2 separate regions of the Homo sapiens genome follow, and region 1 is linked to region 2. Evidence: chromatin contacts called from ENCODE POLR2A ChIA-PET data. All regions are on one chromosome and are shown on one strand. Each heading gives the region's core, a stretch centred on a gene start or an enhancer-like site at or near the end of the contact. The rest is flanking DNA. Distances are from core to core; before and after follow the strand shown.

Region 1 (7,460 bases), core at 1,748-4,247, 250 kb before region 2:
CACTTGAATCCAGGAGGCAGAGGTTGCAGTGAGCCGAGATCACGCCACAGTGCTCCAGCCTGGGCAACAGAGCCAGACTCTGTCTCAAAAAAAAAAAAAAAAAAACAACTTTTCTTACTTGTTTATATACTCATAGAAAATCCACAGTTTTATTGGTGTTTTAAGGTAGAAGCTGAGAAGTAAAATTGCTAAGTCATTACCCAGTTCAATTTTTGGTAGGTGCTCATTGTCCTCCTTAGAATCCTTTTGGATACTTCCCCCGAAAACCTCATGATTTTGTATTAGGATCATATTAATCGTATTAATGTTAATGGATCAACCTAGACATCTTTGTGGTGTTAAACATGATCCATTACGTTTCTTCAAGTAACCTTGGTATCCCTTGGTAACATTTTATTTGTTGCTGTTATAAATGGACTCTTTATCAATTATGTGTTCTAATTAGATGTCTGCTCATATAAAAGCTATATTAATTTTTGAAGGTATCTTAATTTTGTACCTAACCACTGTATTAGACTATCTGGTTTTAGTGGCTTCTCATTTCATTATGTTGGTTTTCGGATAAAAAATTATGTCAGGTAGCAGCCGGGCTGGTGGTTCATGCCTTTAATCCCAGCACTTTGGGTGGGTCACTTGAGGTCAGGAGTTCGAGACCAGCCTGACCAACATGATGAAACCCTGTCTCTGCTAAAACCACAAAGTTAGCCGGGCGTGGTGGCACGTGCCTGTAATCCCAGCTACTTGGGAGACTGAGGCAGGAGAATCTCTTGAACCTGGGAGGTGGAGGTTGCACTAAGCCGAGATCTCACCATTGCACTCCAGCCTGGGCAATAAGAGCGAAACTCCGTCTCAAAAAAATTAAAATTAAAATTAAAATTAAAAAATTGGCTTTTCTTTGGGAGGCCGAGGTCTGCAGATCATTTGAGGTCAGGAGTTATTTCAGGTATTATAATTATGTCTATAAATAATGATAGGGTTTTCCGCTCCTTTATAATTTTTATACATCTTACAACTTTCTTCTAATTCCATTGGCTAGTACATCCAGAAAAAAATGGTAAATAATAGCGGGCAACCCTGGCTTGTTCTTGACTTCCATGTGGAATGCTGGTAAAGATTCTCCAGCATTAGAGTGGGTTTTAGGCATTTTATATGTTAAGAGAGAACACATCTAGTCAGGTTTAACAAGAATTGAAAATAAATGTTACGGAATTTTTTTTAGACCCAAGTTTAACAAGAATTTAAATATTATGGAATTTTTTTTACAGCTTCAATTTGAGTCTTACGGAGTGTTTTTGTTTTGTTTGGATTTGGTTTTGCGAGACAGGAATATTATGGAATTTTTTTTTACAGCTTCAATTTGGGTCTTTCAGAGTGGTTTTGTTTTGTTTGGATTTGGTTTTGTGAGACAGCCTCTTGCCATGCTACCCGGGCTGGCCTCAAACTCCTGGGCTCGAGTAGTCTTGGCCTCCCTCGTCGCTGAGACTACAGGCTCAAGCCACTGTGCCCAGCCCAATTTGATTGTGTTTCATACAGATAGCCAGTTTTCCCAGCACCAACCCGGACTTGTTAAATAGTCTGTTCTTTTCTCACTTTTAAAGTACCACCTTTATGATTATGATACGCTAAATGTTTACACATGCTTTGGTTTGTTTCTGGACTCCTTCCATCAGTTTTTAAAATTATTTCAGGCCAGATCCAGCCCTGGTGGCTCACGCCTGTAATCCCAGCACTTTGGGAGGCCGAGGCGGGTGGATCACCAGGTCAGGAGATCGAGACCATCCTGGCCAACACGGTGAAACCCCGTCTCTACTAAAAATACAAAAAATTAGCCAGGCGTGGTGGCGGGCACCTGTAGTCCCAGCTACTCGGGAGGCTGACACAGGAGAATGGCGTGAACCCGGGAGGGGGAGCTTGCAGTGAGCCGAGATTGCGCCGCTGCACTCCAGCCTGGGCAGCAGAGCCAGACTCTGTCTCAAAAAAAAAAAAAAAAAAATTATTTCAGGCCAGGCATGGTGGCTCACACCTGTAATCCCAGCACTGTGGGAGGCCAAGGCAGGTGGATCACTTGAGGTCAGGAGTTTGAGAACAGCCTGGTCAACATGGTGAAACCCCATCTCTACTAAAATACAAAAATTAGCTGGGCGTGGTGGTACACACCTGTAATCCCAGCTACTTGGGATTTAAAAAAAAAAAATTTCAGATCCAATTCCATTTGTTTTTTGTTTGTTTGTTTGTTTTTTTGAGATGGAGTCTCACCCTGTCGTGTAGGCTGGAGTGCAGTGGTGCAATCTTGGCTCACTGCAACCTCCACCTCCCAGGTTTAAGCGATTCTCCTGTCTCAGCCTCCTGAGTAGCTGGGATTACAGGTGCCCGCCACCATGCCTGGCTAATTTTTGTATTTTTAGTAGAGACTGGGTTTCACCATATTGGTCAGGCTGGTCTCGAACTCCTGACCTTGTGATCTGCCCGCCTCGGCCTCCCAAAGGGGGATTACAGGCATGAGCCACCGAGTCCAGCCCAATTCCATTTTGTTTTAAATAATTATCTGAGTTGTATTTCTGAAATTTCATTGCAGGTAAAAAAGAGTGTCAAGTGGACATGCAAAGCTTGTGGAGAGAAGCAGTCCTTTTTGCAGGTGAGTCCTACAAAACAGAAAGCAAGTGGGGCGCAGGCCTGCAGCGAGCCCTTCCAGGGAGTCCCAGCATGCCACAGCTGGGATCATCCTCTCTCAAACAGAGTTCCCCAGACACGGAGCTCCTGCTTCCGAGCTTCCTGTTCCTTCAGGAAGTGAAATGGATGGAGCAGAATCTGGAAAGGTACTGCCATTTGATTCTTCATTCAGCAAGTATTTCTTGAGTACTTTCTGTGTGCCAAGCACAAGGGGAACAGTGGAAAGTAAGCCCATTGTCATTCTTGCCCTCACAGATGCACTTGTGTGGAAGGGGAAGAGAAACTAATGCACACATGCATCTGCATAATTTAAAACTCGGCTGAGCACAAGGAAAGGAAAGCACTGGGGACTGTGAGAAGATGACAGAGGAATCAGGGCAGCCGGGGAAGGGCAGAGGCCGTTGGTGGAGGTGGAGGTGTGGGATAGTGGGCTCAGGAAGTGGAGGCAGGCAGGGGCAGGCTGTAAATGCTCTCATCCAGCTGTTTGCAGCTGGCATTCAGTACGTCTTTTCAGTCCATCCGTATTGCCCCTCCTGAACTCTAGGACCCCAAACTGTCCTGCATCCTTTGCCTTACTGAACTTGCTCTTTTCCTGCTCCAGCCCCAGTGCCACCTCTCCCTTCACCTCTCATCTTTCCTCTCCTTCTACAGCCATGTGCTTTCTTTCTGACCTTAAACCCAAATTTGCTCCCTCTTCAGGCCTTTGTGCTCACTGTGGAGTTCCCCTCCCTCTTCTCAGTATCCTATGGAAGTTACATAGTCATGTGTTTATGCACGGATTGTCCATCTAAGGCTGTAAGTTCCGTGAGAACAGAGGCTTTTTATTTGCTGGTGTATCCGCAGCACCTAGCACAGTGCTCGGTGTTTGTGGAGTGAGTAAGGAACTGGCCCAACCTTGTTGGGCATTTAGGTTGATTTCCCTTTTGACTGTTATGCACAACTCTACCGTGAAGCTTTTCACAAAAACCTCTTTATCCACGTGACCAGCTGTTTACTGTTTACTTAGGACAAAGTCCTAAAAGTTAAATTGCTGTTTTTTGGGGTTTTTTTTTTTTTTGACATGGAGTCTCTCTCTGTCATGCAGGCTGGAGTGCAGTGGCGCAATCTCGGCTCACTGCAACCTTCGCCTCCCGGGTTTAAGCAGTTTTCCTGCCTCAGCCTCCTGAGTATCTGGGACTACAGATGCATGCCACCACACCCAGCTAATTTGTTTTTTGTATGTTTAATAGAGACGGGGTTTCACCATGTTGGCCAGGCTGGTCTTGAACTCCTGACCTCAAATGATCCACCTGCCTCCGTAGACAAAAACATTTCATAATGTTGGTGAGTGCCTTCACCTGATATTTTTTATTTTTTTATTTTTTTTTAGACGGAGTCTCGCTCTGTCACTCAGGCTGGAGTGCAGTGGTGCGATCTCGCTCACTGCAAGCTCCGCCCCCTGGGTTTACGCCATTCTCCTGCCTCAGCCTCCTGAGTAGCTGGGACCACAGGCTCCCACCACCACGCCCGGCTAATATTTTGTATTTTTAGTAGAGATGGGGTTTCACCATGTTAGCCAGGATGGTGTCAATCTCCTGACCTCGTGATCTGCCCACCTTGGCCTCCCAAAGTGCTGGGGTTACAGGCGTGAGCCACCGTGCCTGGCTGATATTTTTTTTAAAAAAGGGAAAAAAAACACTTCAGAATGGGTTCAGCAAAGTTAAAAAATAAATAAATAAATAAATAAAGTGCTGGCAAGGTAATGAGATCTCTTAGGGAATCCAAGGGCAGAACTTCATCCCCGGTCCCTTGAAAAACTAGCCCCAAGAACTGAAAAGCTGCCAACAAGCCAGACATCAGCTTTTCCTGCCCATCACCCAGCTTCTCCCTATATCTTTACTCTATTTTCTCCTCTCCTTCCCTTTCTGTTTCTCCCCAGACTGTTCAGTCAGATTCTCTGCTCCAAGTCCATAGAATCTCATTCCAAGCCAACTGGAAGAGCTGAGTCTCAATTATAAATTCCTAGGAGAAGCAACCTGGTTGGCCCAGGCTGACTCGGATGCCCACCTCTGGTCCAGTCAACTGGGATTGGGTCTCAGAAGAGAGGGGCTGGCTTACCAGGTAGGCAGACACCCCACATGGTGAGCATGGCTTGTTTGAGATGTATATATTTCTACATTCTCCTTGAGGAAGCCTTCTTACTCCCCTCAATGCCTCTGTGCTGTGTGTGGTATGTGGTGTATGGCTGACTAGGCCACAGTAACAAACACACCAAAATTGTGGTGGCTTAATACAATAGACGTTTCTCTTGCTCTCATAACAGTCCTGGGAAGATGATAAGGTCAGCAGGGCGCTGCCCTTGATGTGGTTGCTCAGGGATCCAAGCTCCTGCCATCTTGAGCTGCTTCTATTCCCTGAGGCTCATCTGTAGCTGCTTCTAGCCACTGTGCTTCTAGCCACTGAGAAGGGCAGGTGCTTGGAGGAGCTACCGAGAGGCTTTGAGGGCCAGGCTGGGAAGCAAGTGACAGTGCCATGGAAAGAGGCTGGTTTCGTGGCCACCCCTGACCACACGCACACTGGAAAATGACATCTAGTTTTCGGGAAGAATGCGCTTCAGTATCCATCCAGCAGTCCCTGCCCTATGGAAGAGCACACCGCTACTGGTTATGCCAGCCTGGTCTTTGCCATTTCCCCCTCCAGCTACTCTTCTCCGTTCTCAGGCGAATGTGCTCCAAACAGGACTGCACTCCCTACGTGTCCATTACAATTGCTTCTGTCAGCGTCAGCAGTGGTCTCTGTGTTGCTAAAAACAACGGTTGGTTCTCAGTTCTCACTTGACTTACTAGCTGCCAGGCACTGGGAGTCCACCAGAATTCTGTGCTCACGGGACATCAAGAATGCTCCTGCCAGTGGGGTGTTGAGGAACACTGGACACGTATAGTGTGTGTGTCTGATCACAGATGTGCTCCATTGTCCCAGCACACTTCACTTAAAAAACACAGGTTCAAAGGCCAGACTGTTAAGAATTTCAAGATGGCGACAGCAGAGCGGCTGTCACACCCTGAAGCTGATTCTGCCTGTGCCATAGCAGGACGCATGCTCTCAAATTCCATCTCGTACCATCTGCCTGTGCCATAGCAGGACGCATCCTCTCAAATTCCGTCTTGTACCATCTGCCTGTGCCATAGCAGGACCCAGGATCTCAAATTCAGGCTCTTAACATCTGCCTGTGCCATAGCAGGACTCATGCTCTCAAATTCCATCTCGTACCATCTGCCTGTGCCATAGCAGGACCCGTGGTCTCAAATCCCGTCTCGTACCATCTGCCTGTGCGATAGCGGGACCTGAGCCCTCAAATTCCGTCTCGTACCATCTACCTGTGCCATAGCGGGACCCGTACTCTCAAATTCCATCCCGTACCATCTGCCTGTGCGATAGCGGGACCCGAGCCCTCAAATTCCGTCTCGTACCATCTGCCTGTGCCATAGCGGGACCCGTACTCTCAAATTCCGTCTCGTACCATCTGCCTGTGCCATAGCACGACCCATGGTCTCAAATTCCATCTCTTACCATCTGCCTGTGTCATTGCAGGATCCATGCTCTCAAATTCCGTCTCGTAGCATCTGCCTGTGCCATAGCAGGACCCATGGTCTCAAATTCTGTTTCTTACCATCTGCCTGTGCCATAGCAGGACCCATGGTCACAAATTCCATCTCTTACCATCTGCCTGTGTCATTGCAGGATCCATGCTCTCAAATTCCGTCTCGTAGCATCTGCCTGTGCCATAGCAGGACCCATGGTCACAAATTCCATCTCTTACCATCTGCCTGTGCCATAGCAGGACCCATGGTCACAAATTCCATCTCTTACCATCTGCCTGTGTCATTGCAGGATCCATGCTCTCAAATTCCGTCTCGTACCATCTGCCTGTGCCATAGCAGGACCCATGGTCACAAATTCCATCTCTTACCATCTGCCTGTGTCATTGCAGGATCCATGGTCACAAATTCCATCTCTTACCATCTGCCTGTGCCATAGCAGGACCCATGGTCTCAAATTCCATCTCGTACCATCTGCCTGTGCCATAGCAGGACCCGTACTCTCAAATTCCATCTTGTACCATCTGCCTGTGCCATAGCAGGACCCATGGTCTCAAATTCCGTCTCGTACCATCTGCCTGTGCCATAGCAGGACCCGTACTCTCAAATTCCGTCTTGTACCATCTGCCTGTGCCATAGCAGGACCCATGGTCTCAAATTCCGTCTCGTACCATCTGCCTGTGCCATAGCAGGACCCGTACTCTCAAATTCCATCTTGTACCATCTGCCTGTGCCATAGCAGGACCCATGGTCTCAAATTCCGTCTTGTACCATCTGCCTGTGCCATAGCAGGACCCATGCTCTCAAATTCCGTCTCGTACCGTCTTCCCCTTAGACCCCTCAGCTCCAGCGATGCTGGCCTCTTTGCTGTTCCTCCAAAATTTCAGGCTCAGGGTCTTCACACTCATTCTCATGTATTGCTTCTGCTGGAATGTTCTTCCCCTAGACAGCCATGTGGGTTGCTTCTTCATATCTTCCTGTTTGTGCTCAAACGTTACCTTCTTAGAGATGCATTTCTTGACCATTTTGAACACCTTATGTAAAACGGTATGCTCTTATGTACGACCTCTTTCCTGGCCTTGTCTTTCTCAGGAGCACTTACTAGCATCTGATAGGTTATATGGCTCACTTGTTTCTTTCCTGTCTCTTCTCACTTGAATGTGAGTTCCATGATGACAGGGAGTCTTGTCCATTCCTGTATTGTCTACCCCA
Region 2 (7,084 bases), core at 973-3,472:
AGCTGACAGCAAAGAAGTGGTTCTTAGCAAGGCAGTACCTTCAGTGCCTGGTTCACTTCTTTTATATCTTCCATCTTCAGCTTGGACCTAAGGAAAAAAAAAAGGCCATTTCATAGCAGTGAGAGAGAGTGAGGCTCTGAATCCCTAACACAGCTGGCTCTCAGGACTAGCTTTGTGAGGATACCGGACTTGTGAGGAGACCCAGAACGTGAGTTGTTAAAATGCCTTCCGCCTCTGTACAATCCCAGAGTTGCCTCATCACACTGGCTCCCGTCTGCTGAGGGCTGAGGCTGAGCCTGGGACTGCATCTGGCACGAGAACACACTGCTTAGCCTGCAGGGGCTCAAAAAGACTTTGAGGGAGGCTGAGGCGAGAGGATGGCCTGAGGCCAGAAGTCCAAGACCTGGCCCTGTTCTGCACTAGTCTCTACCGCTCTCCCCAGCAGGAACCTGAGTCTGCAGGCTTCTCCCCGGCCTCCATTCTGCTGCCTGCTGTCTGGAAGGGGGAAGGCTCAGATGGCATAGCCATTTGTTCTTGCTCCATTCTTGTTCAGTGTCAGAACAATTCCTTTGTTTACACAAGAGACAGGACTGAACATGGTCTAAATTGGCAGAACTAAACCAAATAAAATGAAGCAGTTTGTGCAATTGAGGGAAACAGTCTGATCCTTTTTTTTTTTTTTTTGAGACAGGATCTTGCTATATTGCCCAGGCTGGAATGCAGTGGTGCAATCATGGCTCACTGCAACCTTGACCTCCTGGGCTCAAGTGATCCTCTCACTTTAGTCTCCCAAGTAGCTGCGACTACAGGTGCATGCCATCACGCCTGGCTAATTTTTGTATTTTTTCTAGAGGTGGGGTTTTGCCATGTTGCCCAGGCTGGTCTTGAACTCCTGACCTCAATTGACCCACCTGCCTCAGCCTCCCAAAGTGCTAGGATTATAGGCCTGAGCCTTTTTCTTTTTTTCTTTTTTTTTTTTGAGATGGAGTCTTGCTGCATTGGCCAGGCTGGAGTGCGGTGGTGTGATCTCGGCTCACTGCAACCTCTGCTTCCTGGGCTCAAGCAATTCTCCTGCCTCAGCTTCCCAAGTAGCTGGGATGACAGGCGCCCGACACCACACCCAGCTTATTTTCTTGTACTTTTACTAGAGATGGGGTTTCACCATATTGGCCTGGCTGGTCTTGAACTCCTGACCTCAAGTGATCCACCTGCCTCGGCCTCCCAAAGTGCTGGGATTAGAGGCCTGAGCCCCCACGCCCAGCCTGGCCTGGGTCTTTCTTAAAAGCTGAGATCAGTCTGAACTATCATCAGATTAGACTCATCTCAGTGACAAAATGGCAGGTCTCTGGGAAACACAGGCTAGACTTCGAAGGGAGGGATTAGAAAACAGCATCAGGGCATTTAGAAAAATCCCTGTGGCTTTTACTAAAGATCGGGAGGCAGCTCCTTCCCTTCCTGGTCCGGCTGCAGAAACAGGAAATAGGCCAGCAGATTGACAGGATGAGAAGAGGCTGCGCAGATGGACAGACCTTGGGAAGCCAGGTCAACAAGGCAAACTGAACATACAAGAACTCTGGGAAACACAATTTAGGAAGAATCCAGATGTTCCCAAGCCAATGAAACTGGAAACTGTTCCTGTAGCTAATGTAGGGCCTGCGAAGAGGCTTTGCCATCTCTGTCATCCGGTATAGGCTTGCAAGAGGAAGAAGGGAAGAGGGGAGAGAGCACAAAAGCAACTCCTCAGGTAGTCCTGTCTGGGTTTGCAAACACCTGATGCTGTGACACCCACAGCACTCACTGGGAGGGAATGGTGGCCAGGCAGCTCACACTGGGATTTGGAAGCTAGGTTAGCCGGTAGTGCCAGGCGGCCACAAAGTGCAACAATACATTTGTTTGTTTGTTTTTGAGACAGAGTTTCACTCTTATTGCCCAGGCTGGAGTGCAATGGCGCGATCTCGGCTCACCGCAACCTCCGCCTCCCAGGTTCAAGCGATTCTCCTGCCTCAGCCTCCTGAGTAGCTGGGATTACAGGCGCGCTCCACCATGCCCGGCTAATTTTATATTTTTAGTAGAGATGGGGTTTCTCCACGTTGGTCAGGCTGGTCTTGAACTCCTGACCTCAGGTGATCCACCCACCTCAGCCTCCCAAAGGGCTGGGATTACAGGCATGAGCCACCACACCCGGCCACAATGATACATTTTAAAGATCAGAGACCAACCACAGTTTCGAGGTCTATGGTCCACTAGGAGGGGACCTGTGACACTGCCTTGCTGTCCATCCAATGTAAAGAGGAAAACACTGGCTGCAAACCCCAGAAGCCAGCTCCACGCCAGCTCTGTTCCACGTCTGCTTCTGGTGAGTGCTCTCGGGATGCCCTCACAGCTGGCCTATGCTCTGAGCATGGGGACAGACACTGGGCCTTGCGTCCCTCAAGGAGCTCCCTGGGGGTTGGGAAGGAACGGGCCAGAGCACGGCAAGTTGACAGGCCAGACGGGAGCAGCACAGGGCACTCAGCTGAGTGGGTGGCAGGCAGGGCGGAGGGTGGGAGGGGAGGAAGCAGCGGCCATGGGCTAGTCTAGAAAGGTAAGAGGCACAGGAGAGACGGCGAGTGGCCAGCACCTGCATCTGGGAGTGGGCAGACCGCATTCCCACCAGAGACATCAGATTCCCTGACCAGCTATTTGTTTTTTTTTTTTGAGATGGATTCTCACTTTTGTTGCCCAGGCTGGAGTGCAGTGGTGCAATCTCGGCTTACTGCAACCTCTGCCTCCCGGGTTCAAGCGATGCTGCTGTCTCAGCCTCCCGAGTAGCTGGGATTACAGGTGCCCACCATGCCTGGCTAATTTTTGTATTTTTAGTAGAGACGGGGCTTCACTATGTTGGCCAGGCTGGTCTCGAACTCCTGACCTCAGGTGATCTGCTCACCTCAGTCTCCCAAAGTGCTGAGATTACAGGCGTGAGCCACCGCACCCGGCCTATTTTCTTAATAGTACTAGACTCTACAAATTTCTGGTGCAGACCAGGCTGTGCTGAGGTCGTGAGCCCCATCTCCTTGGTCATGGTGCTTATGTCAGGCATGGGTACTCGGGAGCAGGGTCAATCTCGGGTGATCCTGGCAGCTATGCACAAAGAAGAGGGAGTTTGTTCCTCTGATAGATGGCCTTGCTGAGTGCTGTTTTGCCCCTGCAGGGTCCAGACCCACCTGTGAGGCAGACAGGATAGCAGAGGTAGGAGACAGAGACCGATTCCTGATGGCTTCTTTTGCTTAAGCCACTTTGAGTTGGATTTCTGTTACTTGCAACCATGCGCCCTGACTCGAGGAGAAAAGCTACCCACTATGTTGAAAATGCAGAATCATCACACAAATGGGCAAGTTCCACAGTCCGCAGTGTGATCCACCCCAAGGCCCAGGCGTCCACAGCAACCTATCTAGACTGGGACACCAAGGAGGAGAGCTGTCAAGTCAGAGGGGAGCAGAACTACCAGGGTCTGCACCCCATCAGCACCTGCAGCAGAGACAGACAGACTCTGGCGGATGCAGTGGCCAGTTCCCCGAAAGGAAGGGGGCTGTGCTGTGCAAGGCGGGTGAGTGCACCTCTACTGTGCCAGGCTTCCGTTCCCAAACCAGCCCTGCTCCCTCTGGCCTGACTGTAGGCTGACCAAGCGATCCTCTCATTGCCCATCTGTTCCCTCAGGCCCTGGATATGAAGCTAAGGAATAGGAGTGTCCTGGTCACTAGGAATGAACGTGCTTCCTGAATTAACTAAGAGCTCGCTGACACCCCATGTGGGTAGCAGAGATCAGTGCTGGGCCCCTCTGAGGCCGGGCTTCCTGAGAGCTCATCCGTGAACGGCGGACTGAGCTCCTAAATGGCCCACCCTCCGTTCGCCAAAAGGAGGTAGGTTTGGGGCCTGAGGGATGTGGTGGGTAGCCTGGTGTGCCTGCAGTGGCAGACAAGGGGAGTGGGGTTCTTACTGGCTGAGGTGCAGGCCCATTTCCTGGAGGGCTTGTTCCTGCTCCTCGCAGATCTTCTGCAGCTCTGCCTTCTCGTCCTGAAGCTCCCGCAACTCCTAAAATGAACAAACCAACCAGATGCTGGACAGAGGATTACACGGTCCTTTTTTTTTTTTTTTTTTTTTTTTTTGAGACAGGGTCTTGCTCTGTTGCCAGGCTGGAGTGCAGTGGCACGATCTTGGCTCACTGCAACCTCCGCCTCCTGGGTTCAAGCGATTCTCCTGCCTCAGCCTCCCAAGTAGCTGGGACTACAGGTGCCCGCCACCATGCCCTGCTAATTTTTGTATTTTCAGTAGAGACGGGGTTTCACCATGTTGGCCAGGATGGTCTCAAACTCCTGACCTCGTGATCTGCCCGCCTCGGCCTCCCAAAGTGCTGGGATTACAGGCGTGAGCCACTGCACTGGCCTTTAAAAAAAAAAAAAAGATTCAGCAACCAGAGCAACAAGCAGATCAGAATGTTTTTCAAGAGCAAAAGGTGGCCAGGCACAGTGGCTTATGCCTATACTTCCAGCACTTTGGGAGGCCAAGACAGGTGGATCACCTGAGGTCAGGAGTTTGAGGCCAACCCGGCCAACATGGTGCAACCCTGTCTCCACTAAAAATACAGAAATTAGCTGGGTGTGGTGGCAGGCACCTGTAATCCCAGCTACTTGGGAGGCTGAGGCAAGAGAACTGCTTGAACCCGGGAGGCGGAGGTTGCAGTGAGCCGAGATGGTGCTACTGTACTCCAGCCTGGGCGACAGAGCAAGACTCCATCTCAAACAAAACAAAACCAAAAAAAAGAGCAAAATGCAGTCCTGTATTAATGTCATTCAAGATTATTTCTTGCTAGCTTACTCTTGACACTGGGCAGCTAAAAGGCAAGCACTCGACGAGGGCTCTGCAGCTGGGGACAGAGACATGGGACAGGATAGTTACATTCATCAGCCACATTAAAAATAGTTACCCTCAGCTGGGCGCAGTGGCTCACACCTGTAATCCCAGCACTGGGAGGCTGAGGTGGGCGGATCACCTGAGGTCAGGCATTCAAGACCAGCCTGGCCAACATGGCAAAACCCCTCCTTTAGTTAAAAATACAAAAATTAGCAGGGCATGGTGGCACATGCCTGCAATCCCAACTACTCGGGAGGCTGAGGCAGGAGAATCGCTTGAACTGGGGAGGCGGAGGTTGCAGTGAGCCGAGATCACACCACTGCACTCCAGCCTGGGCAACAGAGCAAGACTCCGTCTCAAAAAAAAAAAAAAAAAAAAAAAAAAAAAAGTTACCATCATAGGACAAATGAGGCTTTGCCTATTTGAGCTTCTTTTTAAAAGATAAACATTTTACAAAACAGATTGCTATCTCAAAAAATCTATAGAAGAACTGTACACAAAATCACACGAACCTTGCATCAGCAAAGACTAGTTTGAAAGGTGGTTTCCTGTTCAATTCTGAAAAAGCTGCTTTTTTGGAAAGCACTGGTCAAGGATGATGAAGGGGGTGACCTGGGACCTCATTTCATGGCTAGACCACTTGGAGGCTGGCTAGACCATGTGAGGAGCCCTGCACGGAGGGAGTTCCCCAGGGGGCAACGGCACTGACACCTGGGGCCAGTGCACCTTGAGCCAGTCTGTTAAGGCCAGGATGGAGACCCAGAAAGTAACTGGGGTTTCTGGGACCACTGGGAGCAGCGGTGGAGCTCGGGCCCGAGTGGCGGGGTGGCTCTCTGCACACCCTGTGCCGTAGCTTCTGCTTCCATGCACAGGCTTGCAAAGCACAAAGCTGTGGCTTAACTGGGGTTATTAGACATTGTTTTGTTCCTATTGTTGGGGCGGGCTGTAATTGTGTAATTCGAATCTTTTGACAGAAGCATTCTGAAGCAGAATAAAGGAGGTATGCCCCGTGATGAGGCGGGACTTTCTGAAAGTCCTCTTCTGCCCTCCACTTCCTCCCTTCCACTCTCCAAGCCTGATCTGGCTCTTGAGGAAGCTCTCCCTTCCCCAACAACTCCAGGCACTTTCCAATGGAAATCAAAAGGGCCTTTCCTGACTCGCTCGAATCGTGCAGTGTGTCCATTACCACGTTCAACACAACAAAATCCAGGTCCAGAAGCCACCCTGGCCCTGAAGGCCCCTCCGGGGCAGGTGCCGAGGGGAGGTCTGCTTTGGGCTCAGTTTTCCTGCAGCGCTCGGCAGCGCAGGGGCCTGAGAAGAGGGCACGCCATCCCCACGTGGGAGGAGCCCCCCAGAGCGCCCCAGGCTGCAGTCAGCTCCATCCAGGATCGCAGAGCCTCCTCCCCTCTGGGAAAACAGCCGATGATTTTACATTAGGGCAAATGTTCCACACGGCCTCGGAGTTTCCTGGGAGGTCCAGTTCCACAGCCAGACAGTGAAGGCCTGCTGGACCCCACTTCTCTCGCCCTCTGAAGCCCACAGCATCCAGGCCATGCCTCCAAGTGAGAGGGTCCTCCATGGAACTGAGGTGATGTAGGGGAAGTGGAGGGCTGGGGTCGGTCTGCTTCCCAGGGATGACCCGACCCTGGGCACAGTGGCTGAGGTGAGGCTGGCATGTGGTAGGAGATGTTTACTGGTTCCTCCCAGCTTCCTCTCCTGCGAGCCTACCACCCACTCTCCACACAGGAGCCAATGACCATCCGCAAACAGAACGGATCCTGTCCCTCCACCAGCTGCCCACTCTGGTAAAATAAAACCCACGTTCCTTCCCCTGGCTCCCAGGGCCCATGAAGGGCTTCCTCCTGCCTGCCGCCTGAGGCCGCCTCTTTGCTCCTCACACTGCTGTCTGCTCCTGCAGTCTCCACCCAAGAGGTGCTTTGCAGGGCATAACTCACTGGAGCCTCTGCTCACCGGTCGCTCCCTCCCCAGGCCCCTTGCACACGGGTGAGGACACTGTTCTGCTTTATTCTCTTCATGGCACTTGCCTCTATCTGAGCTGCCAGCAGGCTTAGTGGTTTATGATTTGTCTTTGTCTTATGCTCCTAAAACAGGAGCTCCCTAACAGCCTCCCCACACCCTGGAGCCGCCTGGCCCCCACACAAAGGGTGCGGGGAGAGGAGCCTGCCCGGAGCAT

The links. ChIA-PET counts read pairs that join two places held with the same protein, here RNA polymerase II (POLR2A).
Region 1: POLR2A ChIA-PET joins it to region 2 with 18 read pairs in activated T-cell. The contact joins the enhancer-like site here to the promoter of RUFY1-AS1 in region 2. POLR2A ChIA-PET finds 5 or more read pairs at or near these places in 4 of 52 experiments (Caco-2, activated CD4-positive, alpha-beta T cell and activated T-cell).

The regions. Positions count from the first base shown.
Region 1 is chr5:179,848,553-179,856,012 of GRCh38, reverse strand. It overlaps MRNIP (MRN complex interacting protein), which reads left to right. Exons shown (of 7, transcript NM_016175.4): 2 at 2,576-2,635. Among named protein-coding and RNA genes, the nearest start is that of MRNIP, 6.5 kb to the left of the region's middle. RefSeq lists an enhancer at 3,619-3,668 and a silencer at 4,211-4,370. Within about 2 kb of position 2,997, at least 4 of the 41 ENCODE cell types and tissues checked have a DNase peak (open chromatin) inside an H3K27ac peak, as active enhancers do.
Region 2 is chr5:179,598,879-179,605,962 of GRCh38, reverse strand. It overlaps RUFY1-AS1 (RUFY1 antisense RNA 1), which reads left to right and starts at 2,222. Exons shown (of 9, transcript NR_110560.1): 1 at 2,222-2,356; 2 at 3,191-3,586; 3 at 3,697-3,899; 4 at 5,865-5,890; 5 at 6,328-6,478; 6 at 6,574-6,695. RUFY1 (RUN and FYVE domain containing 1) reads right to left here. Exons shown (of 18, transcript NM_025158.5): 15 at 3,977-4,071; 16 at 39-87. All of the region lies in intron 4 of LOC128966623 (a long non-coding RNA gene), which reads right to left.